Regions from separate parts of the Homo sapiens genome. Here region 2 is linked to region 1. A link is a loop called in an ENCODE intact Hi-C map of the cell type or tissue named here. Cell type or tissue: chondrocyte. All regions are shown on one strand. Each heading gives the region's core, and the rest is flanking DNA. Links, peaks and the distances in the headings are about the cores only.

Region 1 (11,509 bases), core at 1,919-9,918:
TGTGAAACGACCCAATGGAAACTGGGGAATCTTGTGAGGGTTGCCAGGGTGGGGTGTGAAGACAGATTCCTGCAGCGTTGATTGTCGTGGCAGGTGGATCATGATGCACACTCCTGTCTCTTCAAGCAGCAGCACTGCCCCCACTGTTTATTCAGAGCAGGGAAGAGAAGGGCTTTTATTTTTTTCAAGTAAAATTTAAGGTTTTCAAACAGGGTGTGTTTGAAACAGACAGCGCCCTGAGAAGTGGAGGCGCTCTCTGGGCCTGGCGCAGGTCTTTGTTCCAGCGCAGCACCCCTTCTCCAAAGGCACTGGCAAAGTCTATTCCGCACACACAGTTACACTGTCAGAAATCTGCGGATCTTAGATTTGTCTCCAGACAAGGCTGGAGAAGAGAGCTCACTACCAGACAAATGGCAATTGGCATGTTGCCTTCCTATGAGCACTTTGAGATCCCACAGCCCCTGGCTAGTGCAAAAGGAACCTCGCCCTCCACTCCTTGCTGACACCTGCCATTTCATCTTTTCTAACATTCAAGCCATAGCTTGAGTTTGTGGAATGGATGTCTGTGGTGGAGAAGTGAAAAATCGGTGCTATTTTTTCATTATCATGCAAAAATTAAGACATAATCCTGGATACCAAAACTCCTCTCCCATCATTAAAAAAGTAAGATATTTAAGTCGGGGGTGGAGGGCAGAGAAAGTCTACATCCTTTTTGCGAGTCTCTGTGAAGAGCCTGATTTCTGAGAAAAAGGTTGGGGAAGAACACGCAGCTGTCTTTAGCCAGAGACTGAGCTATCCCTGGAATGTCCAGCGTACCCTGGACCTCTGGATGCTCTGATGTGTGCTGGGGTGCCCAGGGCACTGGGTTGACCTCTGTCCCCACAAACAGCTTCGAGGTTGGGCTCATGACACAAAACGCACAGATTCACGGCTTTCCTTCCTGACACTGCAGGCATAAAAGACAGTGTTAACCAAAGAATCATGGACTCTAGAGGAATTGGAAGATCCTTAACGACCACATCCTCCTAGCAGAAATTTGTATTCTAAAGTGTGAGCTTTGGTGCGCGTTTCAGTGTGCGTGCGCCTGCGTGTGTGTGTGTGTGTGTGTGTGTGTATAGAATGCATGTCGTTACCAAATACCTAGAACGGTATTGGACCGCAAAGAGGTTAAACCCGGTTGCTTTCGACAGGAATGAGTTGAAAGCACCCAAGCGTTTTCGGGTGGGTATCGCCGTCCATCCATTCGATGGCCTCGCTGATGAGCATAGAAGATGAACCCGGGAGGACTGTCCCTTCCTGGCTGCGAAACCTGACCGATATAGGGGAGATTCTAGAAGAAAGAGCTAAGGAGGCCAGGGCGGAAAGAGGAAAGTCAGGTGTAGGGGAGATTAAAAGGTAAACTGGTGGGACTGACCGGGCTGGTGGGACTAGTTAGCGAAGCCAAGTGTTTGGGTAGAAACAGAGATCTTGTAGGAGGTGCTCCGAGCTACATTTCGGGATTTGGGATGAAAAGAGAAAGCCAGGGGGTTCGCCGCTCCTGGTTTGTTCCTTACCGACCCTAAACTGTATGGCGGAGCTTGTGGGTCAGGCGTGGAGGCGGCATCCACTCCCACGTGCCCCACATGCAGCAGCAATCCCACGCGGTTTTCGCAAGCGGCTGGGAGGCAAGCGGGCGTCCCCCCACACCCCCCCCCCACTGCGCCCTGGACCCACGCCACGCACCGCCAAGGAGTAGCTATGGTGGCACGTGGAGGAGGGGCGGGTAGGCAGGGCGGCACCATCACCGGGACCAGCATCTTGGAACGGTCAATCTCACTGCTCATACTCTCCTCCCTACCGGCGCGGGAGCCTTGCTGTAATCCCCTGCCACCCCATCTCCGACTGTGAGGGGCGCACCGGGTGGGGGAATGGGTAAATAACTGGCCCAAGGCCCAGCTTCCAGGTCCTCCCTCCACTTTCCCGCGGCCTGACTGCGCCCCGGGCAACACAGCCCCTTGGGAACCTGCGACCAGGTAATGTGGCCTCCGCCCCGTCCCGGGTCTGGCTGCATCCCCTCTAACCCCTGCCTGCCCGGGTCCAAGTGAGGGTTTTCTCCCGGAAGGTTAATCACCACCCCCATCCCCTAGCCGGGTCCCGGGAGGAAGAGATGCCCCGGCTCTCTCGTTGACCCGGCCTCGAACGCCGACCTCGAGCGCAGAATACTCCCGAGTGCTGGGTTCCTGATACCCAGCCCGGGAGCGAGGGGAGTGAAGGAGGGACCGGGACAGGAAGGCGGGGACGCGGTGGGTGAACAATCAATGGCTTAGCCTAGTTTCCCCGCAGGAGCTACCGCCCATTCACCGTCTATGCAAGCACCAGCTGGCGGCAGCATCTTTTAGGTACAAGCTGCAGGGAGGCAAAAGCTGGCTGGGGGGCCGGGAGCCCAGGGCACGCCGCGGGACTCCAGTCCCCCTGCTGCGCCCCAGCCTCAAGACGCTCTGGGCTTTATGAGGTTCAGTTACCGCCGAGTCCTCCATTAACACCTCCTCTGATTATTGAGAGGCTGGAAGGGCTGAACGCAACCTCAGAGCGTTTCTCTGGGCACCGGCCCGCGTCTGTGCCCTCTGCCCACCCCTTCCTCCTCCCCCTCCCGATTTGGAAGCATAAACAGAAAATAAAAGACAGGTGGAGAGAGCTAAGGGTCAGAGGTGAGGGAAACAGATCAACTCCAACGGGGTGGGGGAGAGAGAGAAGGGAGAAATTAATTTTCATCCAATGCTTTATTTATTTATTTGGATTAACAGGGGGACCCTCAGCGAGACGCAGGGACTGGCCCGCACCTCTGGCCGCCGCCTCCCGCCGAGAACCGAGTTCTAGTTGGGGAAACGTCTGACATCTGGACATCAAGGTAAGACCCTGATGGAGATATTTTAGTCGGAGCAGTTTTCTGCCCTCGGAGTGCGCCCGGACGCCCGGGAGTTTCAGGGACTTCTTGGGAGCCTACCGGAGGAAGGCCCGGCTTTGCTCCAAGCCGCGTCCCTACCTGAGGTCTCCACGGGAGGAGCGGTTTGGACGCGCCCCACCGGATGGGAGGAGGTGCTTGGGGAAGCCGGGCCGTACCGCCGGTCTGACTCCCGGCTTTTCTCTGCCAGTGCAACCACCATTACGGCGTGATCCACTCCTTTTCCTCTAAGAATGCTGAACGGTACCACTCTAGAGGCAGGTGAGTTATGTGCCAGGTTCCTTCTGATGTTCTCTGCCCCTTGGGCCAGTGCGTATACCATGTGAGTGTGTGTGCGTGTGTGTGCGCCTTCGTTGGGTGGAACGAAGAGGAGTGTGTGTTTGTCTTAAAAATTAAACCGCGCTTCGTAGGCTCAAAAATACACATTCTCTTTCAGAGTCTCCTGATAGGACTCCTGAAACCCTCCTTTTGCCTTTCTCTTTGACTGTCTTTGACTTTCCTCAGGATCAGTGTCCGGGGCGCCAGGCAGAGGTCCTGGTTCCACTGATCCTCCAGTAGTCAGTGGCTCCAGGGACGCGCTCCTGACCCTCCGGGGAGCTGCTGGGGGTGTCTCTTTCTTGGAAGGGATGGAAGGGGGGCCGAGAAGACACTGTTTCTCACACGTGTAGGGGTTAACTGGAAACTGGCTTCACCCACATTTTTTTGTTGTTGTTCAGTCCTAACCCAGCGCAGCCGTTTCTGCGCCTGATCTCAGCGGACGCAGTGCGGGACTTCTCCCTTTATTTCTGCAGAGCTGAGGGCAGGCGGCGCAACAAATCTCAGGTAAAAGAGCATCAGATTTCAGAAGAGCTGTATTCTAGACTTGGCGCAGGCCCCTTTGGGGAGAAGAGCCCAGGGGCTATAGAGAACAGAGGTTTGAAGGAAGCAAAAGCTGGCGAGAGGTTTTTTTTTTGTCGCGAAGGGTGAGGGTAGGCAGAGAACGCGCGAAAGGGCAGGGCCTTGGCCGGGAAGTACCGCCCAGCGAAAGGCTGGCAAGGGTGCGCAGCTGGAGCGTGGCCTCGGGTACCCCTTTCCAGGCAGCCGAACTCCCCGTATCCCAGCTCTGCTTGGCTGACTCCCATTTGTCTTGAGGGAGGATCCCCTAGTAGGACTGAATCAGAAGTGCGCCCGTGCAGCAGCCCCAGTATGGATCTGCCAACCTCAGTGTAGGGGGAAATTTTCCACATGGAGTATCTCAGTCTCCACTGTCTGGAGAAAGGCCCCAGCGTGTCCCGGCAATCCGCTCACCTTCCATCCAGCGCAGCCCGGGCATCCAGGGCCAGGTGGCGCGGCACTGAACGCATGGTTCCCAGCCTCAGGCTGACGCTGACGTTTCACTGGGCCTTGGGTGCTCAGGACAGTGCCAGACGCTGGATACTGTTTTAAGAGCCGCGCCTTTCAAACCGAAGGGGCTCCTTAACCAGCTTAACAGGGTCTGGAGGAAAGGTAACGCCTCCTTCTTAAAGGGCAAACTTAGAGGCGCAGAATCATGGCCTCCAAAATTCAGGTAGAGAGAGACCTTAAGTCACCTTTGCTCTCAAAATATGCACATTTGTTGGGTTACTTCTTCCCTCTCAACCCTAACTGTTCTGTGGGTTTAATTTCCCTTTCCTCCCCCCTAGGGAATTCTACTGGGCTCGGGTTCTTTGCCCATGTAGACCCACCTGAGCCGGCGACAAGGGCGCTGCAGTCTTTTTGACCTTCATAGAGATTCTAAGATCCCGAACTCTCAGTTCCAACTATTATGCTCCACTATAGTCCGGCCGTCCACTTTCCTAAAAGCGGCAACAGTAGCGGGATGGGTGCTGTCAGAATAGAAAGGAAAGAAAGCTTAGTGGACTGCGTGTGCTCAATTGTGAGGGAGAGCAGTGCTGGTCAAGGGACCTGCCCCATTATACCTGGTAGAACTTTGAATTTAGAGGAGACTTAAGATCTTATCCCCGACGCAGGCTAGAGAGAACCACATGCACCTGTCCCTCAGCTCAGGAACTGAAAAAATGAACACTGTAATTTTTATGGAACACTTGCGGGCCATTCAGACTACAGCTGGGAGAAGGGGGAACATTTTTTTTTTTGTCCCCAGCCACCGGGCCTCAGCCCCTCTGCTGGAGAGGTGAAAGAAAGCAGAGGTACAAAGATGCTTTCCTTATTTAAAGTGCTTATTTAAAGTCCTTTGAGAATGAGGAGCGGGGAGCTCTTAGGCAATCTTTCTTGGGGGCTCCAAGACAAAAAGAGTAGAAAACCCAGGGTCACACACCCAATTCGAGGGCATTCCTTCCCACCCTTCCTGGGCTTCCTCCTTAGGAACTGTGAGAGAAGGCAGGGCTGGACCCATGGGGACGTATTTCCGCAGAGCTAACAAGGACCTCCCAAACTCCAGCTGACCCCCACCCCACCCCCAGCTTTCTCCAGACTTCCTGCGTTCACTGAGAAGGAAGAATCCTGGCAGTTTGCTTCTTTACAGGAAGTAGCAAATGCCACTGGATGCAGGAACTTATAACCTGAGTTTTATAAGAGCAGGAATAGCTAGGATTCAACTTGGAAACTGATTGCAGAAGGTGTTCTGCCTTGCCTGTACCTAGATGATTAACAAACTTGTGTGGAATAGAAGAATGAATGGATGATTGGAGGGCTTACAAAACCTCTGTGTTTGGCTTCCCTGGAGACGCTGTAAAGTTCTGGCTTTTTCCTGGAGTTGTTTAACTTTCCCTGCATGCAGTCTCCAAAGTTTTATCTCTTGCAAGGAAGCAGTGGTATTCTTGGGTTCTTCATTGTTGATTTTGCTGAGCAGGGGCAATATGCAACAAGAACCAAACCTAATTTCAAACACCCCCATTTGGGGGTTGGGAGAGGTTTTAGCACAGAAACTAGACAAAGTAGGTTGAAGTCCTGTATTTACTTTTTGCTTGGAGCTTCCTTGGGTGAATTGACTGAGGGGACTTCTCAGAGACTCCTCCTCCTCCTCCTCTTTCTCCCTCTCCTCCTCCAGCTCTGAGCCAGTTTAGCCTCTGACTTGTGTGAAGGCAATCTGCCCTTTTGTGAGAGGACCTGCTGTCTCTGAAAGGACTGCTGCCCCCAGCCCCTCCTCAGGGCCCTTCTTGTGTGCACGTGGGTTTGAAAAGCTCATTGATTCCCATCCAAAGGGGCTAATTACATTACTTACAGTAAATAGCAGCCCTGCTGTCAGGTATAGCTGCCAAAGTAAGGAGGAGGGGGATGTCTCCAGCTTAGTTCACTTGATTGGCTTCATTTTTGTGTGAAATTGCGTTTTATGAGCTGCATTTTGGCACCCGGAGGACTTAAACTGCGTCCAGTCTGCAAATAACATTATTTTTGACCCTGAGAAAAAAGGAGGGGAAGCAGTAGTGTCTTCAGTTTCATGGAAGAGGTCACTCCAGGAGCCTCAGAAGACAACGCTTTGGGACAGGAAGTCAGGCTGCTGCACCAGGGGTCGTTTCCTCTCTCGCTTTATTTCTGCCTTCCTTCCTTCCCCTTCTTCTCATCCTCTCACTTCTTTTTTTCTTTCCTTCTTCCCTCTCTCCCTCTCTCCCTGGCTTTTCTCCCGTCATCTTTCTAGCTTTGGCCACAGTTCCCGGTCGGGCTCCCCCGGGCGGAGGGAAGCGGGTCTGCGGCCGGGCGGCTCTTGTGAGGTATCTAGGATGTGCCAGGACACAGGCACCGCAGTCCTGGGAAAGGCGGCGGGAAGTAGTGGGGAACGCAGGCTGACGAAGGGGACGGAAGGAACAGAGAGCGGCCGGCGCGTCCTCCTCTCTGGGTAAAGCCGCGTTGGTTCCTGCCGCAGCGCTGTGCTTCGGACTCCTAGGGGGCCTCTGGCCGTTTGAATGAATCGACAATATCAGAGTATTGTGGACACTTTTTAATGGGGCCGGGGAGGGGCCGCCGCTGCCGAGAACTGAGGGCGACAGAACAATCCCACCTCTTGTGAGGAGCAGGTCTGCCATTCTGCTTGTCAGTTCTCACCTTCCCCTCCTCCACGGCAAAGAGTCCCTTTCACACCCTTCTGAGTGTGCGGGTGCGCCCAGTTTTACAAGTCCTCTGTCCTGCCAGGGTAGTGGGAGAAGCACGCGATGGGGCTAGCGCCCAGTCCTGCGGGGGCAGGCGCCAAGCTCCCGGGAGTCCGCAAGTCGCTTCCTATATTGGCAAGCTTCAAATGAGACATTAGAATCTCCGGCAACCTTCCTTCAAACCTGAACCGGGGAAGAGAATAAGCCGCCCTATGGCCAAGGCGCAATTGCGTACCCGTGTGTACAGGTCCATGCCCTGTCCCCTACACTCTAATTTTCTCAAAGAAAATTGTTTTGCCAAAAGTAACCCTGAGAAATGCAGACGCTCCAAACGCCCTCTCCACTTCGGATGAAGCCAGCATCTAGTAGGGTCTCCGGCCCTCAAGAAGGTGAGGCAAAGAGATGAATTGTCAGACAGCTGCTTTTAAAAGTGGATTGAGGAAGATGGGATGGGGAGGAGAGGAACCAGCATTATCTCCACCTCAGTAAATTGCTTACATTTCTGCTCAATATTTATGCATTTCGGGTGACAGTCCTGCAGGCTGGGGATGAAAAAGTCCACAAGGAGGAAATCCAAAGTTTGAAGTTGATATTCTCTGTGTCCTGAGCCAAGGTCTGATCTTGAACTCGGATCAAATAGGCGGGTTCTAGGCCTTCTGCAACAGGGCGGGGACAACAAGAGCTCCTTTTCCCCTTTAAAACATGACTGCTGGGAACTCTTGGAAGGATGTGTGTGTGTGTGTGTGTGTGTGTGCGCGCGCGCGCGCGTGTGTGTGTTTTGTGGGGAGGTAAATGCCCCCTCCTCCTGCCTCCCCGCTCTCTATCCCCCCACCCCTTTGTAATGTTTGTCCTGCTTGCCCATCACCAGGGGGTTGAGAGGAGTATGACAGGTCTTTGTTGTCTGAATAAAAATCCGTGGCAGCTCCGGGGAGAGAACTCCTCCTACTAAATTATCAAAAATGGGCTGGCTTTAGTCTCTTAACAAATTGGACACAGCTCAGGCAGGAGCAGTCCCCAACCCAATCTACAGGCACTGGGAACTTGCAAGCAGCCAGGGAACGCTGAAAATAGCACGTCTTTTTCTTTCTTTGTGTTCAAAACTATTTTCTTTCTTCACCAGATTTTGTTTTCCTCCCCCCGCTGCAGTTGTTTCCCATTAGTAACTCGATCTCTCAGAGCAGTAAGATTCGCCTTCTACGCCTCTTTTTCCCTCCGCCCGAATTGTTTGTTTTCTGCACATCTCCTTCAGGGAGCCGCTGAGGCTTCCCCCCAACTCTTCCCAGTTCTTTTTGCTTCCCCTCGGCCCCCCAAGCAGACCGATTTCCACTCCATCTGTTTCTTCTCCTCCTTTCTCTCCCTCTTTCCCTCCATCCTCGAGCGTCTCTGCGCTCCTACAGGGCAGCCCTCTCTGGTCCCTTGCCTCCTTCACTCGGATGAGCTGAAAGCCCCGGGCGTGTGTATATGGAAATAGTGGGGTGCCGAGCAGAAGACAACTCGTGTCCTTTCCGCCCCCCAGCCATGCTCTTTCACGGGATCTCCGGAGGCCACATCCAAGGCATCATGGAGGAGATGGAGCGCAGATCCAAGACTGAGGCCCGTCTGGCCAAAGGCGCCCAGCTCAACGGCCGCGACGCGGTAAGGAAGGGCTCCGCCGCGGCGGTAGCCGGGCACCCCTGCGCCCTCTGTTAAACCAAGCCGACTCCCTGGCCGGTGGAGAACCGGAGCGGCGGGTCGTAGAGACGTCCGCTTGAGGGTGGCGGGTGAGTTTTCTCCCGTCCACCTATGCCTACAGGGCTAAGAAACGGTCGTTTTTCTGAATCGAAATGTCTGCAGCTGGCTATCCTCCGTCGCAGCTGATTCCGAAAGAGCAGGGAGAGGAACTGGGAGGAGGTGGGATGGGGGGTGGTGGCATTCTCTTCTACAGACCTCAAGGTTCCCTTGATTCCGGGGCAGGCGTCTCCCCGGCGAGGATCCGCAGCTCCGAGGGCAAGCTGGGCATAAGCAATAGGAGGACGGCGCGCTGCCGAGGCGTCCGAGCCAAGCAGGAGCCCAGGTGGCCTTAGTCTCTGGGCCTGATGACCGGACCTGTGGAGTAGATTCCGACGCGACTGGGTCATTTCCAGTTCTCTAGACGCTCGGGGCTTGGGACCCCTAACCGAGAGAATCTCAGGGTTTCTGGCATCCCGACTCAGTCCCTCTAAGGAGACAGCACTACGTTTAGCGCCAGGACCCGGCGGGTGTCATGTGTAGGGGGAAATCAAATAAAACATACGGAGGAGCGCGGCACCCAGTCGAAACGCATGAACTTTATAACCAACCCTTAAACAAGCTAATCAACCACCACTGTTTCTACTATCCATAATAATAAAGTCATGTCCTCTTAATAAAGAAAACTAATTACTTATCTAAGCGCTTCCCTTTCCAGATTACTAACGGGGGGGGGGGGGGACTACAGAAGTCTCCGGAAATTATTTCGGCCAAACATAGCTGTGTAGATCCTTTGGTACCACAGTAGGACTTGTAGCCCAAACTAATCAGGAGACTGCTCTAGCCCTTATCAGCTGGGTTTTGGGTCCGGCCAAGTAGCCCAACTGGTGAACGTGTCTATATTTGTAACACTCATTCAGTGCCGGGGCCCCTGGTCGGAGTAAAGGGCTAAACTTTACTTTTTCAGGCCCGCTGAAGTTTCGTGGGGAAGATCAACCCATTTCTGCTAGTCGTGAGGGAAATGTCCGGAGGTTAACTCCTTTTCCCTTTTTCTGGTCATCACTTTTAAAAACAAATAGTAGCAACCCAAACCCAAATTTTGCAGCGGGGCTGGGCTCCTCAAGGTGGGGCCACTGGGGCATCCCGAGTCGGGTCAGTGGGACCCAGAGGGAAGCATAACTTGGGCACTAAACAGATTTTCAAGACAAAGGTCTCAGTACGCCTGTTGATGCTAGGGAAAGAGGGGACTGTATACAGCGGGCTGGACAGCGGACCCTCTTTGGGAACAGCCACTTTACACATTTATTGGGAACGGCACCAATAGCCCTGAAAATTAGGGAACAGCAGGGGCTGCCAAATATATCTCAATCAAAACAAAGTCGACCAAATTATGAGCAGAGGTCCAATAATCTCCCCTTTGCTTTTGATTTCAATGCTGCTTATAAGAATTTAGAGAAATCGAACTGTAATATTTTTTGTTTAAAAATAACCTGTGCTCGTTGAAATTTCCTTTTCACTCCCTTATCATTTCCGTTGTTTTATTTTGTGTGCGTCGAAAACCACAATTTTTAGCTTGTAATTATTTGAATTCGGAAACGATCACCAAACTGTAGTCAATATTTTCCTAGTCCTTTTTAAGCGAGGCTCCGGATGGCTGGGATGTCTTTAGGTTAGTAGTCCCGGGAGGACGCGAACGCCGGTTCAGGCAGACACGGAAGAAAGCAAGCGGGCCGCAAAGAGAGAAATCACAAATGTTTCCCCTGACTTTTGCCTTTGTGCAGTGGACCCTGGCCCCTGCCGCTCTCCCTGCACACCCTGGGCTTGGTCTGCCTGGGGGAGAACCCCGCGTCGTGCGGCTACACCGCGCGCCCTCCTCAGCCTTGCGGTGTGCTTTCTTTGCAGGGCATGCCCCCGCTCAGCCCGGAGAAGCCCGCCCTGTGCGCCGGCTGCGGGGGCAAGATCTCGGACAGGTACTATCTGCTGGCTGTGGACAAACAGTGGCATCTGAGATGCCTGAAGTGCTGTGAATGTAAGCTGGCCCTCGAGTCCGAGCTCACCTGCTTTGCCAAGGACGGTAGCATTTACTGCAAGGAGGATTACTACAGGTACTCCCCTACACCCCCACTTCCTACGCCCGAGTACACCTGGAGGGGCCATCTGCCTGAGCCCGGAATCCCCTCTCCGTCCCCTACCTTTTGCCCCATTCCGGGTGCTGTTATCATTTCGGAGACCAGGCAAACCCACTGCATATGCCTTCAAGCTGTAATCTCCCTGACCGACGGTGAGGGTGGGTGGGAGGGACATTAAAAATCTAGAGCTTTATCAGCGAATACCACGCACTCCCATCACTTCTCAGCTTGGCTGGCGGAACTTGGGGAAATCTGGGGAAGAGTAAATGGACGTGGTCTCCGTCTACCGAGACTTGATTGGGTGTTTGTTTTCCGCTTGCTACGAATTGGGCAAGTTCTGCGCCTTGAAACTGAACTAGTGGCTCGGGCAGCAGCAACAGAGTGTTAGGTTTTCGTAGGTGGCAGGAGACTCTGTAAATGACTATGAAAAGGAATAAATGCCATTGCCAAAACCCAAGCCACTCAGTTCCGGGTTCCTTTTATCGCTAGTTACAACCATGCCCCCCAGATTGGAGAAAATCAGCAGCAGGCGTCTTTATTGATTCTTCTCAGTTATGTTTCTGGATTGGGAAAGACAGGACTAAGTGCAGGTGACCTAGTTCCGCTCTCAGCCCAAGCAAGATAAGTTGTTAAAAAAATAATAACCTTTCCTTTACAAAATCGTCATC
Region 2 (11,509 bases), core at 2,342-10,341, 590 kb before region 1:
GGCAAGGAGCCATTCATAAATTCTTGAAAAATCTTATCCAGACCAAAGGCACAATGGCATTGTAGTTGTTGTGCTCATTGCCATGGGGCTTTTAGCTGAATAAAAAGAAAATAAAAAATATATTCATGATGACTTCCAAGTTATCCAGTAACCACAGTAACCTAGGTTTTCCCCAAATTTGGTCCACAACTTTGAGTCACCTGACAGAAACAAATCATTCTGTCTTTGTTCAAGCATAGTGAGCCATAGAGTGAGTGAAACAAATTTCCCTGGGATAAAAACCAATGAATCAGCAAAGCAAACAATCATCATATATTTATTTTACTATTAGAAGGTGGTATTCAAAATGTCATCAAAACCAAATACATACCTCATACATACAGGCATACTGAAAAGCATATATTATAGTTCCTGAACTTAAAGAGTTTGTTTGCTAATTGTAAGGACAAGTCTTCATATATGGCATGAAGAACACTTTAGGTTGCATATAGATAAGTGTTCAATTGTATCTTAACAATAATAAATTCTGTGGCTGCTCAGGCCAGGAGCTCAAGGGGTATGTAAAAATATGAGGAGGATTAATGGGAAAAGTACACTTTGCATTGGACTTCTAACAATTTGAATATACATCACAGTTAAACTCTCAGAAAGTATTCTGAGATATTTTTATTCATGGCTACTATAAGAAGAATGTCATAAAGAAGATAATTTAAATTCTGGAGGAATAATGTCTTACTCATAACCACACATTATTTTTCTAGACTTTAGTTCTCTGTACAAAAATGCGAGAAAACTGTTGAGAGTTGCACTATCCAACACAGTAGCCATTAATCACATATGGCTTTTGAGCACTTGAAATGTGACTAAAATTAAGTGTGCTAGAAGTGTAAAATACACTAAGGATTTCAAAGGCTTAATGTTAAAAAGTGTAAATATTTCATTAATAGTTTTTACACTGGCCAGGTACGGTGGCTCATGCCTGTAATCCCAGCACATTGGGGGGCCGAGGTAGACAGATCACTTGAAACCAGGAGTTCGAGACAAGCCCCATCTCTACTAAAAATAGAAAAAATTAGCTGGGCATGGTGGCACATCCCTGGAATCCCAGCTACTCAGGAGGCTGAGGCATGAGAATACCTTGAACCCAGGAGGCAGAGGTTGCAGTGAGCCAAGATCGCACCACTGCACTCCAGCCTGGGTGACAGAGTGAGACTCTGTCTCAAATAATAATAATAATAATAATAATAATTTTTATACCAATTACATATTTAAATATAATGCTTTATCTATATTTGGTTAAATATTTAAAATTAATTTGCCTGTTTGTTTTTCGTTGTTAACATGGTTACAGAAGACTTAACATTCCATATGTAGCTCACATTATACTTCCATTAGACAGCACTGGTATAGGTGCTTGCTATTTAAGTGTAGTATGTGGACCAACAGCATCAGTATTACTTAGGAGCTTACCATAAATGCCAAGTCTGAGGCCCCACTCCTCCTGACTCTGCAAGGTTAACAAGATCCTCAGCAGTTCATATGAACATTAATGTTTAGAAAATGCTGATCTAGATAATGTTTTAGATGTTTCTTTTTATGACTCTGTCTTCCTTTTCATTTGGATTTTTTTCAAATAAATATTTTACAGTCTGGGCATCCTGACCTAGCACATATTAGATGCATAAACTTGGGGAAGTTATCTGACATTCCTGAAACTCAATTCCATATTTATAAAATGGATGTAATACCTCCAATCCCATAATTTTTCTATAGGGGTTAAATGAAACACAAGAATTATGAAAGGAACCAATAAATTGGAGAAATTTTTATAATATCAAAAATAATATTGAAAAATTAGATTATTCTAATTATTTTCATTCTTATATTGATTGCCAATACTATTTTGATGTACAGTGGAATGAACTAGAGTTCGAAGGGCTGTTTTCATTTATTTTACAAATGTCACTTTTTTAACATTAATTGTGTATAATAAAACTTAGCACACTGATAAGTCTCTAGTAGAGATATTAAAACTTTTGGATCTTCTTTTAGAACAAAAGTGTTGTGTAGCTAAATTTTCCTGCACCATCATTATATAATTGACATTGAAATTATATCTGTTCGTTGATCGATTCTGCAAAACATGGCTTTATGGAGCGGGAAAAAACTTTTTCGTCTTTGTTCAGAACACTTTTAGCTTTACTGTGAGAATTTCAATTTGCTAGAGGCAAATAAACTAGTAAAATATGTCTATTCCATAGTAAAAGGGGTCATTCAAAAGCCTGTCCTTATTAAAATATACATTGATTATAATAAGGTCAGTGATTTCAGGCCTGATTAGCTTTAAATAAATGTAATGTCAAAGGAATATAATTAGTTCCTCATTAAAATTTTTCATGATTGACAGTGAGTAAAAATGACCTTCACAACTTGCATCATTTAGTCATGTTCTAAGGATGACAAAGGGCAGGGCATCTTCTATGAGGTAAATGTGTATGATTGCAGCCTGAGGCACATGCACTTGGTCCCTTACCCTACCTAACCCTAACGCCCAAGACCTGATCCAAGCCAGACCCTGTGCTTAGGTGTGTAGGCTGTGTAAAGGAGGACCCAGAAGCTTTGATTCTCATGGGGATGCTTTGAGAGAAAAAGAAACCTTTGAACCGGCAGGACCTGATTTCATCTGTGATGATGCTGATGATCAGAAATTATATATAAAAGCAAATAGCAACGTGCCTATCAGATATAGGGGATTTAAAATATGTTGACAGAAAACTTTCTCAGTGAGGCCACTGACCTTCTAAAGAGGAGCTAATAGTAGAATAGGGATATTAAGATACAGGTGATGTCAATGAATTTTGGCCAAAACCAATCTTCTTACCTGGAGTAAGAAAGTCGTGTTTCAAGGAGTTTGCATGAGTATTAATTGTGGTTGATGATGATGGGAACCTGCCCTGATTATTAGGTATGATTCTCAGAGAATGTGTGCTGGTGCTAAGCTTGCATTTCTCAGAACCCCCAAAACTCTCTTTGCAATATTATATAGTTTCATTTTCTTGAACTTATTCATTTGTTAAATATGCATTTACTAAGCACCAACTATGTACATGGCACTCTGCTAGTCAATAGACAAATAATAAGATATATGTACTTTGGACCCTGCATTGAAAGAAAAAGCAAATAATGTTTTTTAAAAAACTACTTTATGCTTGATTGTTATAAGGAACTTTATGTGTATTATCTCTTTTATTCCTAATAATAATAAGAACAAGGATGATTGATAATGCTCACTCTGTGCCAAGCCCTGTTAGGCATTTTATGTTCATTAATTTAACCCTTTATAACAACTCTATGAGATAGGTGCCATTTTTACAAAAATGGAAACTGAGGCAGAGCGATGTTATCTTGATAAAACTCATAGACTTAGTAAGTGGCAGAGCCAGGATTTAAACCCAGGCACCAAACTTCATGCGCTTATCCACTATATATATGGCTCCACATCATTTTCTTTAGTAATCAGGACACTGAGGCTCAGTGAAAATGTTTTTTCTTAAAGTCACAGAGATGGTAAATACTAGAACCAAAATTTAAATCTCTGTCTACCATAAAAATGTCCTCTTCTCACTATATTAAATTGGCCTCAATTTAGTATTTAAGACAACGTGTACAGTAGGAATACAAAGGAAAAATGGTCTTAAAGGAGCCCATCTACTTCTTATTTTAACTGCTCCATGTGGATTCTATCACGCAGTACATCAAAGTAAGTGATTTAACCAATCATTTGTTCTGCTTGATTTTATCAAAAGAGGTCAAAGTAAGAATTTCACAGCAAGGCTTAAATGGGAATTCAGGTTTCCTTGCTCACTCATTCATTATTCAACAAATTTCTATTGACTGCCTTACCATGTGCAAGCCATTTTGGCTATGTCCTGATTAAAGATGTGCCCCTCCTGCACCGCCTCCCTCCCCACCCCAATCCTGGAACTAAATTTCATTCTCTGCAGAAAGCCAGGCTAAAGAGAATTCAGCAAACCACTTTATTCTCATAAATTGGCATTCTTAGACCTGGAAATTTTGAGTTCTATCTCCAGTAGCATTGTTTATACCTTCTATTTCATTCTGATTACATTTCATTAGCAAAACATAGCAAATGTTTATAAAATCGTCAGTCTTCTAGGTGAAACGATGTAAGACACCATTCATTTGATTTTTTGGAAATATCAAATTTTATGTTCACAATTCCTCTATTCTACTCTGATTATTTAGGTAAAATTAGGTTAAATATAGATAACTATAGAATTAAAATTTAAAAAACTGTGCCTTTACACGTTTGGAAAATTACTCAATTTTTTTTCAAATAACGCCAACCATATATATTGAAAATAACATTATTCCATACCACAGGTGACATATTCTTTTCCTATCCCTAGCAGCGACTTCCCCAAGTCCCTGCTTGTCTCAACAGTTTGAGGAAAAAAAACACCAGAAATATACATGTTCCAGAACAATGAATAAATTCCCAAATAACTTTATATACATTAGTGAGGATACAATGAGGAGTGTTTATCTAGCTAAATATGAGGCATATTAAAAATTGCTACTTTAACCCAGATATGAGCAATAATAGGAGTTTTATCTACGCCTCCTTCCTTTCCTTCTGCTGACAAAGGATACATTTAATTCTTGACGTTAATATCAGTTAAAATGAGATCTAGAGACAGATATAATTAGAGAGCTAGGGAGAGAATTAAGTTAGTAAATCTTAAGAAAAGACTGAGTATACTGATGATAAGAGGATATTTAAATAGAATTTTGAAAAAGATCAAGGATCAATAATTATACATTTAAATATACATATATGTATGCATATACATATGCATAGTTTTACATAAAGAAACTATTAAGGTAAGAGCTATGGCTTTGACAGTTAATACTCAAGAAATATTTACTGAGCACTTGGTATAAATAAATAGATATGGAGCACAATACAAAGATACAGCAGATGCTCTGAACAATTAAGTCCTTATCACAACTCAAATTCCATAGCTAGCATTTTGCTGAGCCAAGAATTTAAATGGTACTTAAAATTTATAGAGGCCGGGGACTGTGGCTCAAGCCTGTAATCCTAGCACTTTGGGAGGCCTGGATGGCTGAGGCGGGCAGATTGCCTGAGCTCAGGAGTTCGAGACCACCCTGGCGGCAACATGGTGAAACCCCCATCTCTACTAAAATACAAAAAATTAACCAGGCATGGTGGTGGGCTTCTGTCATCCCAGCTCTTTGGGAGGCTGAGGCAGGAGAATCACTTGAGCCTGGGAGATGGAGGTTGCAGTGAGCTGAGATCATGCTACTGTACTCCAGCCTGGGCGACAGAGCAAGACTCTGTCTCAAAATAATAATAATAATAATAAATAATTTAAAAATGTATAATCAGATGTTAAATATTTTCTTGCAAAAAACAAGGGAGCTGGGGAACAGAACCTTTTTAATTCAATTTCATAATTATTTTTGTCCGATCCTGACCATTCCCAGGTAATTTACAGGAAGGGCATAGTTGGCACCTTGAATTAGTCCATTGTTAGGCTTTCTATGTAAGGGTACTCGTGTTTTTTTGTTTGTTTATTTTGTTTCATTCTCTTTCTTAAAATAAAATTCCTTCAGTGAAAATTATTAGTGACTTGTACCTTTTTAATTATTTTTATTGCTATGTTTTGTACTTGTTCAGTAAATTTTCTATTAAGAACTCAAAACTATTTCTCAACATCTTATAAAGGTAAGAGCTAGCATTTACCAAACACTTACGATGTGTCTGCAAAGCATTTAAATTTAGTGACTTAATTCTCACACACCAAAAAAAAAAAAAAAAAAAAAAAAAAAAAAAAAAAAAAAAACAGAAACCAAGGCTGGGAGAGGCAGAGCAGGCCTGGTACCCATCTGTTGCCCCTTCCCACTGTATTATCCTGACTCGCTGGTAAATCTCCTATGATTGCTAAATAGAAAAGTCAATGAAAAGATTGATAATAAAAACCACTGAATACAACTTTCAGATTCTTGATTGATGATTTTAAATTAGAGAATTACCTGTTTCATAGAAAAGTGCAATAGAACTATCAAGGACAAAGGAATAAATACTACTTACAATAGAGAAATTAACATGTTCTTCCCTGAAAGTCTTGCACCTTGCACTGTTTCATTGCTCTAAATAAACATACTCGGCCTCATAATGAAACAAAATTACCAATATGGCTATTTTCCAAGTCAATTTAATTATTAGAAAATACATACACACAGATGCATACACACACACACAAGAAATATATTTACTGTTATTTGGGTCTTCATCTTCCTTAAAACTGGTCAAATTTGTTTTTACTTCTCAGCAGACAAAAAAACTTTATTTTAGCACTAGAAATACTTAATGCAAATATAGAAATAATTGCTTATAGTAACTATATAAAATCTTTTCTTTTCTCTTGTGCAGAGGTTTTCAAATTGCTGGTCTCAAACCCTAGCTCCTTGGAGGTGTCTCTAGGGGAGGCAGGAGACTGGTCTGACTGGGCTCCAAGGGACCTTCCCTGCTTCGACCTGAGCAGATCTGCTTTCCAATTGTGTACATTGGGATTCCTCATGACATTTTCCTTGAAGGAATTCTGCTGCTCTTAAAAAGAAAAAAGAAAGGAAAAGAGGGAAAACAAAAAGTCTGAAACTCACAGTGGTAGAATTTCTTAAAACAGCCAGTAGATGGCAAACTTTACTGCAAGGAAACAATTTTGCAGCCTATATAATTTGGTCTGAAAATAGCAATTAAACTCTACATCCAGTAAAATTTGCTATCCTGTATATAAGTCTTCTGTTAAATCAGGAAACAAAATTCTCTATGGTACTTTCTCTGGGAACTAAATTTCAATTATAATTTAAAATATCCTATAACTTCTTTCTGTGTCCATTTAAGTCTTGCTCTGAAGGTATTATCACTATGAAAATTATTGCATTGTTCACTGAAAGTACATACAATGTGCTAGGTATAGTAATGTAGATGACGTAGTTTTTTCATTAGGATGAACCCAACTATGTATTTTATTAATGAGTTTGGTTGAGGCAGCACAAAGGTCACAAAGAAAGATTTTTAACTTTGTCCTCATTTATAAATTTAATCTTGTTACTTTTTATTTCCTTGTAGATTCCTTTTGCAATAAAAACAACACCAGGTGCCTCTCAAATTCTTGCCAAAACAATTCTACATGCAAAGATTTTTCAAAAGACAATGATTGTTCTTGTTCAGACACAGCCAATAATTTGGACAAAGACTGTGACAACATGAAAGACCCTTGCTTCTCCAATCCCTGTCAAGGAAGTGCCACTTGTGTGAACACCCCAGGAGAAAGGAGCTTTCTGTGCAAATGTCCTCCTGGGTACAGTGGGACAATCTGTGAAACTACCATTGGTTCCTGTGGCAAGAACTCCTGCCAACATGGAGGTATTTGCCATCAGGACCCTATTTATCCTGTCTGCATCTGCCCTGCTGGATATGCTGGAAGATTCTGTGAGATAGATCACGATGAGTGTGCTTCCAGCCCTTGCCAAAATGGGGCCGTGTGCCAGGATGGAATTGATGGTTACTCCTGCTTCTGTGTCCCAGGATATCAAGGCAGACACTGCGACTTGGAAGTGGATGAATGTGCTTCAGATCCCTGCAAGAACGAGGCTACATGCCTCAATGAAATAGGAAGATATACTTGTATCTGTCCCCACAATTATTCTGGTAAGTGTGATCATATCTGAATCACAGATGGTGTAGTTAGCTCTTTCTAAGTGGCAGAAGCAGAGGTGACATTTTATTTTTCACACAATCATTTATGAAAATGGCCAAGTTCTTGACAGGAATCAATCACTAGATAGAAACTCCCTAAACTGCTGAAAATCCACTGAATGCACTGAATTCTAAGTGGTTGCCTGCTGTCACTGTTGCTGTTTTAAATGGAGCTCTACATGATTTAAAACTGGATTCAGTCTAGAATGAATGAGGTCCAAGAGAAACTCAAGGGCAGTTCAGGTTTCCTCATCAGTGCATGTTCCTTTCATTCCAGTTCAAGCCTGCTTTCTAATCCCCAAAGCCTGGCACTGCAACCTTCTGGGAAGGCAGTTTGGAAGTTGATGGGTTTCTAGTGCTGACTTGAGTATTATCAACAGATCAGTGGTAGTAAAGCTGATGGAGCATGGTATATCAGATAAACCACGATTTTTATTAAGAAAAAAAGCCTGTTCTTGTTTTACGTCTTAGAGCAAACAATTGTACCTCATATTTATCTATCTATTCTTTACAATGTTTCTGTTGATAGAATTTTATTTTAATAATAAAGTAACAAGTTGACAACTCATCATTACCAAGTTACATGCTATTCAGCCTCTTCACACTCAGTATTTATCCTCCCTATCCTTTTGAATCACTGTTACTGTTTTAGGTCAATTCTTCACGATGGCCACATTTCTTGCTTTGCTTTATTCTTTGGCTTTTCCATTTACTTGTAAGGGGGTAACTTACCTAGCCTATGCTTTCTCACATGCATTCATTCTAACTTCTGCTCACCACTTTCTTACAGTTCCTGACTCATATCTCTAAGACACCACACACATTTTAATACCATGTTCTCCCTTAGCACTTGCCGTTTTTGTACCTTCCTGAAAGCCTTCCTGAGGCTTTCAGCTTTTAAACTTGCCTTCTTCTCCCAACACTTTCACACTTAGTTCTTTATTTTGTCATTCTTTTTCCAAGTGTTAAGCAATATATCTATTTGGAAAATATTTCTCTTCAAAATTTGCACCAGAACCCTCCAGCATCATTTTACTTTTAAACATTCTAAAACTATATATTTTATAAAATAGACACATTCCTAGTTGCTCTAAAATGAAATTTTTCCCCTCTCCCTCCTCCTTTACATACAACCAGTCTTCAGAATCTGCTGTTTTGACATCTAAGATATGTTCCAAATTGAGCTCATCCATTCTTTTCCTTGGTTAGGTTTATTTCAACTCTTGTGTGTACTACTACACAACCTCCCAGACGTTCTACTTATAGCTTCTACCTTCTCGAAGTTGTTCTGAACACTGCCTTTGAAATAACTTTTCTAAAATAGACCTATGCCGTAGTTCTGAAGAGCCTTGAGAGCTTCCCACTACACAGAGAATAATTTTAGCCTCTCCCTGAAAGCACTTCACAATTTGGGCCCATGACAGTGGCCATGTCCTCACACATTCCACCGAAGCCTTCTATTTCCTCTAATAAATCTTCTTCATTTCTTATACAAGTCATTTCTTTCCCCCTGGAATGTCCTTCCTCACTTCACAATGTCTACTCTGAAGTTCTGCTATACTTTTTAAGACCTAGTTCAAATATCACCCAACACAAGAAGTGTTTCCAGGTTCCTTTCCAGCTGGAATAATAATTCCACACTGCTGCAGTAATTATATTCATTATGTTTGTACTAGTTGACACCTGTATTAAAGAATCCCCTATAATTCTTTCCTATTTTACATATATCTATGTTTTTGCACCCCCCCCCAAATGTTAGTTTCTAAAGGACAGAGTATTGTTTTATATTTATTCTTTAATTCATCAATACTTTCTGAGTTTCTATTAGATGTCAGTTAGTGGATTAAGAAGAGGAGTCCTCGGCCAGGCGCGGTGGCTCACGCCTGTAATCCCAGCACTTTGGGAGGCCGAGGCGGGAGGATCACGAGGTCAGGAGATCGAGACTACTGTGAAATCCCGTCTCTACTAAAAATACAAAAAATTAGCCAGGTGTGGTGGCGGGCGCCTGTAGTCGCAGCTACTCATGAACCCGGGAGGCAGAGCTTGCAGTGAGCCGAGATCGCGCCACTGCACTCCAGCCTGGGCAACACAGCCAGTCTCCGTCTCAAAAAAAAAAAGAGGAGCCCTCTTCCTCCAAGAGCCTGACTCAGTATTTGTGAGTAATGGCTGCTTAATCAACTGTTACTAAATTGTTCTAAGTTTTACAATTCTTCCATATATTTCTGGGCACCCTTCCCCATCCTGAAACTCAGGTAAATGAATATTAAATAAGAATTCACTTTTTGTATTATTTTATGTATACTCTATGATGCTAAAATGCTTATGTCAAATGGAAAATTATTTTATCAAGTGACTTAATTGTCAATACTATCTAAAAGTTATAGGAAATATTTTAAAAGCTTATAAAACAATAGTTGTATGAAAAGCTCCTTGTTTGTATGCCATACTGAGGTGTCTCTTTCTTTGGTGGAGTTATGGCAGGTGAATTTCAATATTTTTTAAATTTTTGAATAAAAATAAGAAATTTTTGTGGGGCTGGCTTGGAAGTGCTTTGTTTACAATGGTCACATTTAAAAATCAATACAGTTCATTAAGATAGTGTCTTCCATTTTCTGCTTCTATCTCAATATTGTGAATGGTGATTAAAAGGAATAGATATAAAATCAAATTAATGTTTCATTCATTTCAACTATAGTATTGTGTAATAGTCTTATATTTGTAAAAAAAACACAGCTTGCAAAACTATATTTTACAATGTATGTTTTTTAAATATCTTAATTAAATTGGATTTTAATGAATCCTTTCAGTCGTCTAAATTTAGGCATAAAAGATGGAAAGGGTGGCCAGGTGTGGTGGCTCACGCCTGTAATCCCAGCACTTTCGGAGGCTGAGGCCGGCAGATCACGAGGTCAGGAGATGGATACCACACTGGCCAACATGGTGAAACCACATCTCTACTAAAAATACAAGTCCCAGCTACTGGGAGGCTGAGGCAGGAGAATTGCTTGAATTGGGGAGGCAGAGGTTGCAGTGAGCTGAGATTGTGCCATTGCACTCCAGCCTGAGCGACAGGGTGAGACCCTGTCTCAAAAAAACAAAAAACAAAAAACAAAACAAACAAAAAAAACAGCTAGAAAGAGTATATTCTAAATGTGAAATGTAGTCAAATTCCATCATAAGGCACTTCACCTTACAATGAATTCATTTATACTGTAGGTTGTATCACATCCCTGTAGGGTCCAATGGGAATGAGTCCCCTTTTCTCACTATAACACTTAGGTCCACAATGAGGATGCTTTCCTTGTCAATCCCTGATATAATAGTGTTGTTCCCTATTTGACTATATTCTTCCCTTGTTTTCTATGAAATCAGCTACATGTTATTATTTCACCTTTTCAAGTGACATATATAAAACTTTCTTGAAAACAGAATTTAAACAAGAGACTCATAAGGCAGATAAAAATCGGGTCTATTATTAGCTGGTTAGGCTTGTTCGGGTAAAAAAAAAAATGCAGTCATAGGCTTGCTCACCAATCTCCTACACAAGTAGAATGGCCTGTGTTCTAGTAGCTCATGGGTGTTTCTCAGCCCTGACTACTCATTAGCAATTACCCAGGGAGCTCTGAAACAGAGGTGCTCAGACTCTACTTCCAGAGGGTCAAATTTAATTGATGAGTCTAATGTATAGCCAGGGCTGGC

The links. Peaks named below come from ENCODE experiments on the same cell type or tissue, not always from the same donor. Only the 100,000 strongest peaks of a DNase experiment are listed, where the experiment ranks them.
Region 2: a loop joins it to region 1, with 2.3 times the contacts of the local background. A loop is called at or near these places in 7 of 110 quality-filtered maps.

The regions. Positions count from the first base shown.
Region 1 is chr1:197,909,358-197,920,866 of GRCh38, forward strand. LHX9 (LIM homeobox 9) reads left to right here and starts at 8,015. Exons shown (of 5, transcript NM_020204.3): 1 at 8,015-8,640; 2 at 10,615-10,817. The coding sequence starts at 8,467. RefSeq lists an enhancer at 8,586-9,312. In chondrocyte, for the core only: CTCF peaks have their summits at 6,601 and 6,802; DNase peaks (open chromatin) are centred at 2,034, 4,271, 6,682, 9,018 and 1 weaker place.
Region 2 is chr1:197,321,242-197,332,750 of GRCh38, forward strand. It overlaps CRB1 (crumbs cell polarity complex component 1), which reads left to right. Exons shown (of 12, transcript NM_201253.3): 2 at 7,181-7,762. Among named protein-coding and RNA genes, the nearest start is that of CRB1, 59 kb to the left of the region's middle. In chondrocyte, for the core only: CTCF peaks have their summits at 6,738 (motif pointing right) and 6,941; no DNase peak of the experiment used is centred there.